2 separate regions of the Homo sapiens genome follow, and region 2 is linked to region 1. A link is a contact called in ENCODE Hi-C data. All regions are on one chromosome and are shown on one strand. Each heading gives the region's core, a stretch centred on a gene start or an enhancer-like site at or near the end of the contact. The rest is flanking DNA. Distances are from core to core; before and after follow the strand shown.

The links. Hi-C counts contacts between places; a loop is a spot of excess contacts on that map. Pooled maps may share reads with other maps.
Region 2: a loop to region 1 is called in a pooled map, with 2.7 times the contacts of the local background. The contact joins the enhancer-like site here to the promoter of NTRK2 in region 1. A Hi-C loop is called at or near these places in 2 of 50 pooled maps.

What each region holds. Positions count from the first base shown.
Region 1 is chr9:84,666,150-84,671,619 of GRCh38, forward strand. NTRK2 (neurotrophic receptor tyrosine kinase 2) reads left to right here and starts at 3,580. Exons shown (of 19, transcript NM_006180.6): 1 at 3,580-3,739; 2 at 4,228-4,811. The coding sequence starts at 4,600. RefSeq lists a silencer at 2,105-2,324.
Region 2 is chr9:84,755,674-84,761,656 of GRCh38, forward strand. The region is part of intron 12 of NTRK2 (neurotrophic receptor tyrosine kinase 2); the gene reads left to right. Among named protein-coding and RNA genes, the nearest start is that of NTRK2, 89 kb to the left of the region's middle. RefSeq lists an enhancer at 3,742-3,941. Within about 2 kb of position 3,743, at least 2 of the 41 ENCODE cell types and tissues checked have a DNase peak (open chromatin) inside an H3K27ac peak, as active enhancers do.

The DNA of each region.
Region 1 (5,470 bases), core at 2,330-4,829:
CATTTTCCTTTTGATTTGTTTTAACTCTATTCGCTTTAATCTTTTGCGTGCTTCTTTCTCTGGCCTCAGGTAGCTTTATTACCTGCATGTGTCAATCAGCACTATGCTGAATACTTGAGAGGAACCCTCTGCAGATGTCCATAGTTCTTTCTGGGCAATACTCTTCTCTTTGCTACTCTGTCTTGTGAACTCTGCACTCCTTGATTTCTCTTGAGCTAGTCTCCTCAACTTAGGTAGATGGCCTCTGCCTGGGTTCCTTCTCTCTGAACGATGACCTTCATTGTCTTATATCCATTGTCTTAACTTTAATATATTTTGTTCAGTGTTTTGGTCATATGATTGAGAGAACAAATCCGTTCCCTATTACTCCATTTTAATCAGAAGTTGGCAGTATTCTTGCTTATTTTTTTACAACTCAGTATTGGATGTTAAAATCAATGTATTGAGTTATTACATGCATTCAGAAATGAAATGGTGTAGAAGAGAAAAGGATATATTAGTTTATGTACTAAGGGTAAGTAAGTTTTGTATTATGACACTTCTTTTTTAGTTAGTATATGCCTTTATGTATGTGTTCATTGGGTTGTGATATAAAAGGCATTTCTTATTGTGGATCATGGTCAAAAGAGTTTGAGAAACATTGCTCTAGGTACATCATGGTTCAGTGCAGGTAGGAACCTGCAGCACTTAATTTCTATGCCTGCATTCAAGGGATCTAGAAAAAAGTCATCTCTATATTGTTCATCTGAAAAATGTTCATCATCTCTTACAAAGGTGTGATCTGAGAATCCTTGAAGTGATCTCTGGGACATATCTTATAGGTCTTAAAATCGAGGTAGATCCACAATTCTATCAGTTAAGAAATAGCTACTGATCACCAGTGTGTTCTAGACACTGTCCATGGAGGTGTTCAGTTACTAGCATGAATAAGTGGGAGGCCCTCTCTGGCCCAGTACTGAAGCCTATCTGGCTACTAAATGAGACAGAAAGTAAGGCAAGGTTTTAAGCAGTGCTAGGAGCACTCAGAACGCAAGGAAGATTTGAAATTGTGAAGGTGAGAAGGAGCGTGTCTGGGGGAATTATCCAGGTTCTTGCAGACTTAGAGGTTAAGAAAGTGAGATCTCCTTTATTTTATTTTATTTATTCATTAAAAATACACATATATTTTAACACCTACTATGTCCTTGAGAGATATCAATGAATAAAATAGATAAAAATCCCTGCCTTCATGGAGTGTACATTCTTCTGGGAGAAATTTTAAAAATATATATAATAAGTAAATTATCTGTCCAAAGGACAAACTGCTATGGTTGAAATAGTAGAGCAGAAGTAGGGTGATTAGAAGTAGGACCGCAAATCCTAATTTTAAGTGGGAGATAGTGGAATATATTTAGAATCCAACTATAATAGTAGCATATATTTACTCTAATAGAAACTCTACAAATATTCCAACATAATTAGACTCTTCTGGTGTACAAACCACCGTAAGACTGCCTATTCTCCATACCGCATTGACATGCTGCAGCCACTAGGGCGAAAATGGGCCGTTTCTTAGAAAAATGGGCTCAGAGTATGGGAGTGTGAGAGAAATGTGGGTGATTACGCACACACTCCTTCCTTCCCCAAGTGTTCCTCAGGGGCTTCTCCGCTTAAGGTTCACTGACAAGACAGGCGGAGTTTTACGTGCGTCTGAGACCAGGTCATTTTTGCCCTTGGCGTCTCTTCCTTGGCGCGTCCTCACCTAGTAGAGAATAGAGGCGCAGCTCAGGAGTAAACTTCAGCCTGGCCGTTCACCACTCGATGTGTGTTACAGCCGAGTGACAGTGGTGAGATAGACCTGCTGGCCTTGCTTTCGGGACCTGCAGCAAGATTTTTGGGTGCTGTCCAAGAATTCCCGCGGTTACACTCAGCGCCCAGGATCTGTACAAAAAAGCCCCAATAGATGTTTTACGTTCCCTTCGTAATATTTAACGCTTGGCCTAGATCCGAGCATTCACTCTAACGTTCGGTTTCTTGATCCTTCCCATCCCCAAACTCTGCGGGTAGATCAGTGACTATTACTATATTTTGAACGAGACTCCAACCCATTGCTCTCTCGAGAGAGAAGGATTGCCCGCCTTTTTCCCCCGGGCAGGAGCTCGGCGAGGCCAGGAGAGCCGCGCACCGGCCGGGCAGGGACGCGCAGGCGTCGGGCGCCGCTGGTTGCGCATCTGGCGCCAGAGCGCGCCCCCAGCGCTGTGCCCGCCGCGACCCGGGCCATGGGCTGGTGCTCCGGAGCGTGCCGGGCGCTCTCTCCCCGCGCGGGGGCACCAGAGCCCTCGGAAGTGTCAGGCACTGCGGTGTATTTTCCCCGTTCTCTTTTAAATGACTGCGGAAAAACAGATTCCGAGCCGCAAAAGGGAAGACGGATTCTCAGACAAGGCTTGCAAATGCCCCGCAGCCATCATTTAACTGCACCCGCAGAATAGTTACGGTTTGTCACCCGACCCTCCCGGATCGCCTAATTTGTCCCTAGTGAGACCCCGAGGCTCTGCCCGCGCCTGGCTTCTTCGTAGCTGGATGCATATCGTGCTCCGGGCAGCGCGGGCGCAGGGCACGCGTTCGCGCACACCCTAGCACACATGAACACGCGCAAGGTACGGCAGGGGAGCAAGGGCTTGGGATGCCCTACGTGGGGGTGGGCATCGCGGGGAGTGAATCCACGATCTGGGAATGGCTACATCCCGTCAGGTTAAAGGATGAGAGAAAATGACGCGGCGCCACACATCGGACAGGCCAGGGTGGCCACCGAGCATTTAGAATACGCATCAGGCGCGCTCCCTTCCCCTCACATGTCTCTATTTCCCGGGCGTGTGATGGCAGAAAACGGCAGGAAAAAGACCCACTTAGAGAGCTAGAATTGTGTTTGGAGACTCCCTTCCCTCTGCAAAAGCACCAACAGGAAGCCCCTCCAAAACCACCGATCCCCAAATAGGTGGCCCGGAATGGGGGCGGTGATCCTTGGTTACCAATGCAGAACACGTTTTGGTGTTTACAACATTTATTTATTTTTAGGATAGCTTGCCCTCCCTTTTAGGCAGGGTGGGAAAGGAGAACGCGGGGAGGGAGAAGGGAGGGAGGATTCCTATAATAAGAATCAGCGCATTTTTCAGAGCTGAACCAAGCACGGTTTCCATTTCAAAAAGGGAGACAGCCTCTACCGCGATTGTAGAAGAGACTGTGGTGTGAATTAGGGACCGGGAGGCGTCGAACGGAGGAACGGTTCATCTTAGAGGTACCTGGATGTAAATGCACACACACACACAGACACACACACGCACGCGCGTGCATGTCTACACGGCCAGGATGTGTGCGTGTGTGCGCGCGTGTGTGAACTCCCACATGCTGCTGCTGTCTGCTTCTGGCCAGTGGCACCGATGCCTCCCTCCTCCCTGCTCGCCCCCAGATTCCCCTCCCCTCCCTGGTGCTTTTGTCTGGAGGGTGTTATGGGTTTGTGTGTGTATGAGCGTGTGTGTGTTTTTGGATTTCAGACTAATTTTCTGGAGTTTCTGCCCCTGCTCTGCGTCAGCCCTCACGTCACTTCGCCAGCAGTAGCAGAGGCGGCGGCGGCGGCTCCCGGAATTGGGTTGGAGCAGGAGCCTCGCTGGCTGCTTCGCTCGCGCTCTACGCGCTCAGTCCCCGGCGGTAGCAGGAGCCTGGACCCAGGCGCCGCCGGCGGGCGTGAGGCGCCGGAGCCCGGGTGAGCAGCGCAGATAGTGCCCTCGGTCGCCTCGGCCCTCACTGTCTCCCCCTGGGGCGGCCTCGGCTACTCCCCAGGTGGGACGTGCCGCGCCACCTGCCCGCGCCACCGGCACCCAGCGGCCGTGGCGGATTCTGCAGCATCATTCGGGGGCCCCGTCGCGGAGCCAAAGCCGCCGGCAGTCTCCGCATTCCCCTTTAAAGGGTCCTTCGCCCGGCCTGTACCATGGAATCCTGTCTTGGGGACCCTTTCCCTACCTCCCCTCCCTTGGCCTCAGGCTCGAAGAGAGAGTGGGCACACTGGTGGCTCCAGCGGCGTCAGTGCCATCGCGGGGCAAGTTGATTCCTGGGCCGGAGCTGGGCACTCATCCATCCACAGTCTCCGGGCTGGGGTCGGGGTGGGGATGACGCGAGCAGAGAGGGAGAGTGCCCCAATTAGTGGTGTTGGGGGTCCTACGCTCAGTCTTACGCGTGTCTGTTTGTCCTCAGCCTCGAGGTGCATACCGGACCCCCATTCGCATCTAACAAGGAATCTGCGCCCCAGAGAGTCCCGGGAGCGCCGCCGGTCGGTGCCCGGCGCGCCGGGCCATGCAGCGACGGCCGCCGCGGAGCTCCGAGCAGCGGTAGCGCCCCCCTGTAAAGCGGTTCGCTATGCCGGGGCCACTGTGAACCCTGCCGCCTGCCGGAACACTCTTCGCTCCGGACCAGCTCAGCCTCTGATAAGCTGGACTCGGCACGCCCGCAACAAGCACCGAGGAGTTAAGAGAGCCGCAAGCGCAGGGAAGGCCTCCCCGCACGGGTGGGGGAAAGCGGCCGGTGCAGCGCGGGGACAGGCACTCGGGCTGGCACTGGCTGCTAGGGATGTCGTCCTGGATAAGGTGGCATGGACCCGCCATGGCGCGGCTCTGGGGCTTCTGCTGGCTGGTTGTGGGCTTCTGGAGGGCCGCTTTCGCCTGTCCCACGTCCTGCAAATGCAGTGCCTCTCGGATCTGGTGCAGCGACCCTTCTCCTGGCATCGTGGCATTTCCGAGATTGGAGCCTAACAGTGTAGATCCTGAGAACATCACCGAAATGTGAGTTCCTGGAGCTTTTCCTCCTTTTTCTCCTTGCCCCTAGGGCCCGAGCTGGCCAGGTGGGTAGGTCCTGGAAGTGAATGCTGTCCCAAGAGTGGGGAGAAGTCAAAGACAAGGGATGCAGGACAGGGTCATCTGTCAGTTACCTGCTGTTTCACTGGCTTGGGACTGCTAGTGCAGGGAGAAGTGTGACACTTTAGAATAAGTTTCAAATATAGATATACATATGCCGATTATATATTTATTCCTCGTGGGAAGGAACTCACTATGCTTTTTATATTTCAAAGCTCTGCTGGGTGTGCTTTAGGCTTTCAGTATGCACTAACTTAGTTTTGGGCATTTTTGTTTCATAAAGTGCTGTGTGTATGTTGTGTTAGAAGTTCCATTAATATTCACTAGAAAAGAGGTTAAAATAATTAACTTTCCCAAATCTGTTGAGGGAAGTGACAGTCTCTCCCTTAACATCTTTTTTGAGATTTAAGTTAACCAATTTCCCTTTTCATTTTATATATCGGATTTTGCTTAGGAGATGGCATCCAGAGATGGCCTTGAAAATGATCTGTAAGAGGAGAAGTTCTGAGTGTTGAAATGCACTCGCTCAAAAGAAAAAAATATGATAGTTGGAAGCCTAAAAGCCTGGTCTAATTTAATTTGGACTT
Region 2 (5,983 bases), core at 2,493-4,992, 90 kb after region 1:
CACTTTGACTTTTTATTTTGCATGTGAACATCTTCAATTTCTACCTCCCTACCTTTGAATGTATCGTTTTGGAATATGTTGTTTTTTCAGTTCTGAAGTTGGCAAAAGTGCTAGATTGGGGATTTTATCTTGTGGTAAACCTAGAATTTATGTTTTATTCTTGCTTGATAGAGTTTAAGCTTCTTGCTGCTAGTGTCCAATAGGCTCCCGGCCCTGTTTCCATAAAGATGTCAAGGGGTAGAATATCTCCCAGTCAGTTTTTCCTTGTTTATTTCTGTGCCTTTACACTGTCCTATTGCTTTTTTGGTTGATATGTAGCTACCATAATTGCAGAAGCCAAATAATGCCCTTCTGTTAGTGTTGGCCATCTATGTAGGGCTTATTCATACATATGTTTAATATGTATGAATAAAATGTATACCAAATCTGTCTAAATCTATGTCGGTATCAATATCCCTATATGAAAATGCATAATATTATCCCTTTTCTTCTAAGGCTGCCTCTGGTTTGTTTTAATTTTAGTTTTCACTGAAGTAGGGCTGAAAGAATTTTCCAGAACAGCTCCATTGCCAAAGGAATAGGCAACCATGCCTTTGAATGCTCTCCTTGTGTTGTAACCAAGTCTTGTGTTTAGCTCTCGCATTGCTTCCTGGCTCCGTGTCTTCACTGAAGACGTAGGAGTGCATGTGAGGGGAAAATGGAAGCATTGAGGAGCACCAGAGCTGCCAAGTCTTCAAAGGGTGCTCCACATTGGGAGCCCTGCCTGTGGCATTGATGGTGTACAGGGTTGCAAAAAATATAAGGGAGCCAGCAGGGAGGAGGGAGCTTGGCATTCATCACCCTGCTGGAGGATAGTTTCGGCTATCAGTTTTGTGTTATTTACATTTCCTGATGGAAGTCCACATATGATATCTAATTCCTAAGTACTAATGCAGCCTTTGTCACTCAAGAGTGAAATATCTAAATGACCCTAAGAAATCTCTGTAGAAGAGACTAGAAGAGGAAGCTTTCTTCTCATTCAGTGCTAATAGACTGCACAGATTTCCTCTGCAGCCTCTGATTCTTGTATGTAAACTCCCCTATCCACATTCATTTGTCCTACTTAAGTGTTGGAGGTTTCCAACTAGTAAAGGCTGGAAAGCTACCCTGCCTTGGGATGCAGATCTGGGTTTTCCTAAGTCCAGACTGAAGGCCCACAGTTCAACTTTCTGCTCTTATAAATGATCTCTGAGTGTCTTTCAATAGCAACCAAAAATCTGCCTATTTAAAAATAGTCATAAACATAGCGGGGCCAAAGCTAAAGAGGTTGAAGGTTAAAGCCTTTTATATGAGCTGAAAACAATTCTGGGAAATTTAAGAGGTTGAGTTTAACAGATATTTGGATCAACTTTTAAGAGGAAAAAATGTGACCAAAAGCCAGAAACACAGTTGTAGAAACATCTGTAAGGACAAACTGTTTTCCATATGCACCCTCTTCCTTCTTCTTTTTTTTAAAGAAAAATGCCGTCGAAAAATTAGAATGGTAACAATTGAATGCACTCTTGTTTTTCAAAATTTCAAGGAGTTTAGAAATACCTAAACATAAAAATGGATGTTCCCATCACCTTCTTCTGCATGACCATTTCCACTCCTAGAAATAACTTTCTTTAACTGTATAGGGTGCATATAGTATGTAAACAATCAAATATATGGCTTCATTTTTGATTCCATAAGGAAATTATAATACCAGTCTTGTTCTGCATTTTTTGGGGGTAACAATTTGCCTTGCGGATTTTTCTTTATCAGTACCTAGCTATCTACTACATTCCATTTAATAGTATTTCCCAGTTGTCTGATATCAGGCTACTTGGATCTGAAACCTGGCTCTGCCTCTTACGAGCTATGTGACTTTGAGCAAATATCTCATCCTCTCTTGCCTCGGTATTTCCGTCTGTAATGGGACAATACTAATACCTAACCCATAGGGTTGTTATGAAGACAAACTGAGCTTATATATATAAACCACTTGGGAATGTTTCTGACACTTAGTAATTGCTCTATAAATATGTAATGTTGTTAATATTATTGACAAATTATGATTTATTTGACTTTTCTTCTTTTAATGGACATTTATGTTTTTACCAAGTTTTCAGAAAATTATTTCAAGTAATTTTCAAATAATATCTTCTGTATAAAGATAGATACTTGGAAATGTATTGCTAGGAGGAAAGATATATATGTTTAAATGTGAATAGATTACCTTGCATAAATGCCTTTCCAATTTAGTCTCCCACTAACAGTATGTAAGGATACCCTTTCATTTCTTACTCTGATCTATACTGAATATTATCAATCTTTTGGCTATTTGAGTTTAAATGATACATTGATTAATAATGAATGTAAATATCTTTATCATGTGAAAAATAAGAGTAATGTTTATTTTTATTGTTGAGTTATAGATATACTTTGCCAATTATATATATATATTTATTTATTCATGATATTTGTGGCTCATATTTTCTTCTAGTCTTTTGACTTTTTGATAGTGTCTTTTGGTAACCAAAGAGATTTACCTTTTTATAAAAGCAAATCTGTCCATCTTTTCCATTTAAGTTGTGTCTTGCTTAGGAAGATCTTTCCTGCTCTAAGGTGGTAAACATATTTCTAAATATTTATTTCACTAGTTTTTTACTCTATGTATTTTTTAAACTTAGCCCTTTAGTCTTTTTGTAATTATTATTATTATTATTATTATTGAGACAGAGTTTCACTCTTGTTGCCCAGGCTGGAGTGCAGTGGCATGATCTCGGCTCACCACAACCTCTGCCGCCCAGCTTCAAGTGATTCTCCTGTCTTAGCCTCCTGAGTAGCTGGGATTACAGGCGTGCGCTACCACGCCCGGCTAATTTTGTATTTTTATTAGAGATGGGGTTTCTCCATGTTGGTCAGGCTAGTCTCAAACTCCCGACCTCAGGTGATCCACCCGCCTCAGCCTCCCAAAGTGTTTGGATTATAGGCGTGAGCCACCGCACCCGGCCTTTTTGTAATTATTTTATTAAACTTTGGTATGAAGTAGTCCTCTCTTTTTCAGAGACGTATAGAATAAAGATATTTGAATAAATTCTAGTGTGACATTTTCATAGAGATGAATAATAATATTTTAAATTTCTTGTATCAGAAAGCCACTAATAAAGCAAAAGAGAAATTTTGAAAATCTCAGTAATTAACTCTTTCTTTGTGAAACAAGTAATGAACTTTGCCAGTTCTTTCTTATAGCATGGGAATATAAACCACACAAAATAGTATCAGAGAAATAAGTTTTCACAGAAACCCTTTGTTAAACTACTCTCCTCCCAGCTTCAAGTGGAGTTCAAAGTCTATCTCAGCACTCTCTTAAGAGGCAACAAAATTTGTCAATATCAACCAAGTCCTCAGAAATTTCAGAAAAGACATTCAGTTGAAAGAGTCATTGAGTAAGGTAACAAAATGAAAATGAATCTAGAGAAAAGAATTAGTCCAAGTGTTCCTTTTCTGTTGTTTGGCGATGCTATAGAAAGCTTTTCCCGTGTGTTTGTGAGGTGAGGATCTACTTTTTAAAGTCTCTTACTTCTTTCCCTGCCAACATTTGGCTTCTGTCTATCTGAGAGCAGAAGATGCTTATTCTTTACAACATATTGAAAATGTGTGTCAGACTTCTAAGAATTGGCTAGAGTAGCCCAGACAGGAAGCAAAAGAATCGGCATCTCTGCCTTTAGCCTTGTAGGTGGATGCACTCTACCTTTTAATTGCTGGTTTTACCTGGGAATTCCCACAACCGCAGCATGATTCATGTGAGAGCTCTTGTTTTCCTGTAATGTAGAAAGTGCATGCAATATTGTTTGGGACTTTCCATGCTAGTATTTTCACTAAAGGTGAAAGAGCCTATAAAAAATTAGATTTTGTACTTAAAGGTCAGGAAATATTGTTACCACTTCTTTGGTCTTCCATTAACCTTGGGGGGAATTTGCTTTGACCTCCTCACATAGCTTATGGCCTATTTCAGACAGGACTTTCAAAATCTGAAAATCTTCTGGTTTTCTTCTTCTTTTCCCCCTTCACTTCTCTTTTACCTTTCGTTGTTTTCCCTGTCATTTTGTCCTGCATGTCTTTGCTTTCTAATTTTATATTTTTTCCTCTCTTGTTTTTCTTCCATCTCATTCCTAACATCTGATTTTGGTGGAAAAGCTTTTCAGAATTTATGAAGAAGACAGATAATAACTTGGCTTAAATTCTAACATATGCTTTGATTTTATCTTACTTTATTTTGAGCAAGAATACTAAATGACTATGGGAATACATTTAGCTCTAAATCAGCAGAATTGTCACGTGGCACTTCAGAAGACAGCCTGTTTGAATAATGCACATCCTTCATGTTTGTAAGTTGTTAACTCCTGAGTCTTCAACCCAAGGAACATATAGGAAAGTAATATTGAAGACATATGAATCAAACATGCTTGAGTTTAAATCCCAGATCTCCCGCCTGCTGGTCATCATTTTGGGCAAATTGTTAAACTCTAAATCTTAATTCCTCTTTGGTAAATTGAGGGAATAATACTCATCTCTTCAGGTGATTATAAGAATTAAATCAGTGCTTAGTTTAGTATCTGTCTCTTTAAACTAATTCTCTAAGAGGTAGTTACTTTTCAGATTTATGTTTTAGTAATACATTATTAAAGAAAATATTATAGGGTGATTCTTGTTGAATTCATATTGAATCTGGAATGCAGAAAAATGTCGCAAATGTAAACAGTGAATATTAGTGTTTCCAGGTTTATTAGTTGAGTCTATAGAAAAAAATTGTAATTACAATGTGTATCTACTTTATGGGTATGTATCATGAATACAAATGTGCTGATATGTGTGCTTCTTTTAAGCCCTTCAGCCCTTTAATACACTATGTGTGAATTATTGCAAATTCTTAATTTTATTGTCCTCTGAAGAATTCATCACTTTAAATTATTTTGGGGTTTATAAAAACTTGTTTCATTGATTGATTGATTTGGTATGTAGGTTTTAGCAGTTTTTCAGGGGAGAAATATTTTCCAAAGTAAAGAGGTGGAAAGGGCAGGAATGGGAGGGGGATGGGACCCCCCAACACCCACTAGCTTAGATCTAAAAACACGACCTCATGGAAACTTCTAATGTGTTTCCCTTTTGTACAGAAAGGATTATAACTGCTAAAGTGATTTATTTTAAAAAATAGGCCTTAATTCTGATGTATGTACAGCCTGCTAGAAAGGAAAAGAGGGATTGTCAAGAAATTAAATTCTTCCTTATGCAATAGATTGTCATTTATATTATTATAACCACAGACCCTGCATTTTCTGTGAGAAAGCCAAGGCTTGGACAGGCTAACAGTGGTGGAAGACCTTTGTTTTTATCAAAGCGTCAGCAAAAGCAGAAACACATTGGCCTTTTCTGTGATCATCTGGGAACTTTAGTGGCCTGAGGACAAAGAGAATGAGAGAGAGAATGAGCCAGTGAGCTAGTGACCTGATCTCTATTTCAATTCTTTAAGTCTTTTGTAGACATTAATATCCTGGATTGAAGCAGAAGAGTCATCTCTGTCTTCAGCGACAGTGTAAGGAAGGAAGGGGGAGGTGACTTAAGGGGTGAGGGTGCTGTGGGGAGGGAGAATGTTGAGAATGAAGTGGTGTTTCTATTTATGGTTGTGGTTGTCAACTTTAGAAGTCCTGGCAAGACTTGAGTATAGTCAACCACCCAACTGAGCCTTTCCTGCACTTGCTTCCTGGATTGCCTGTAAATGAAAATTGCATAAAGACCAGAAATATTATAATAGTACAGGACAGAGAATCATCTGAGCCTCCCCTCCAGCTTTAATATCTACCACCTTGTTACAAAACCATTATATACAATCACACACTCACTACAAAAGTCTGCCCTGCACTTCTGGTGAGATCCTTTATTATTATGGTGTGTAATGATGTAATCTTTTTCTCTATTG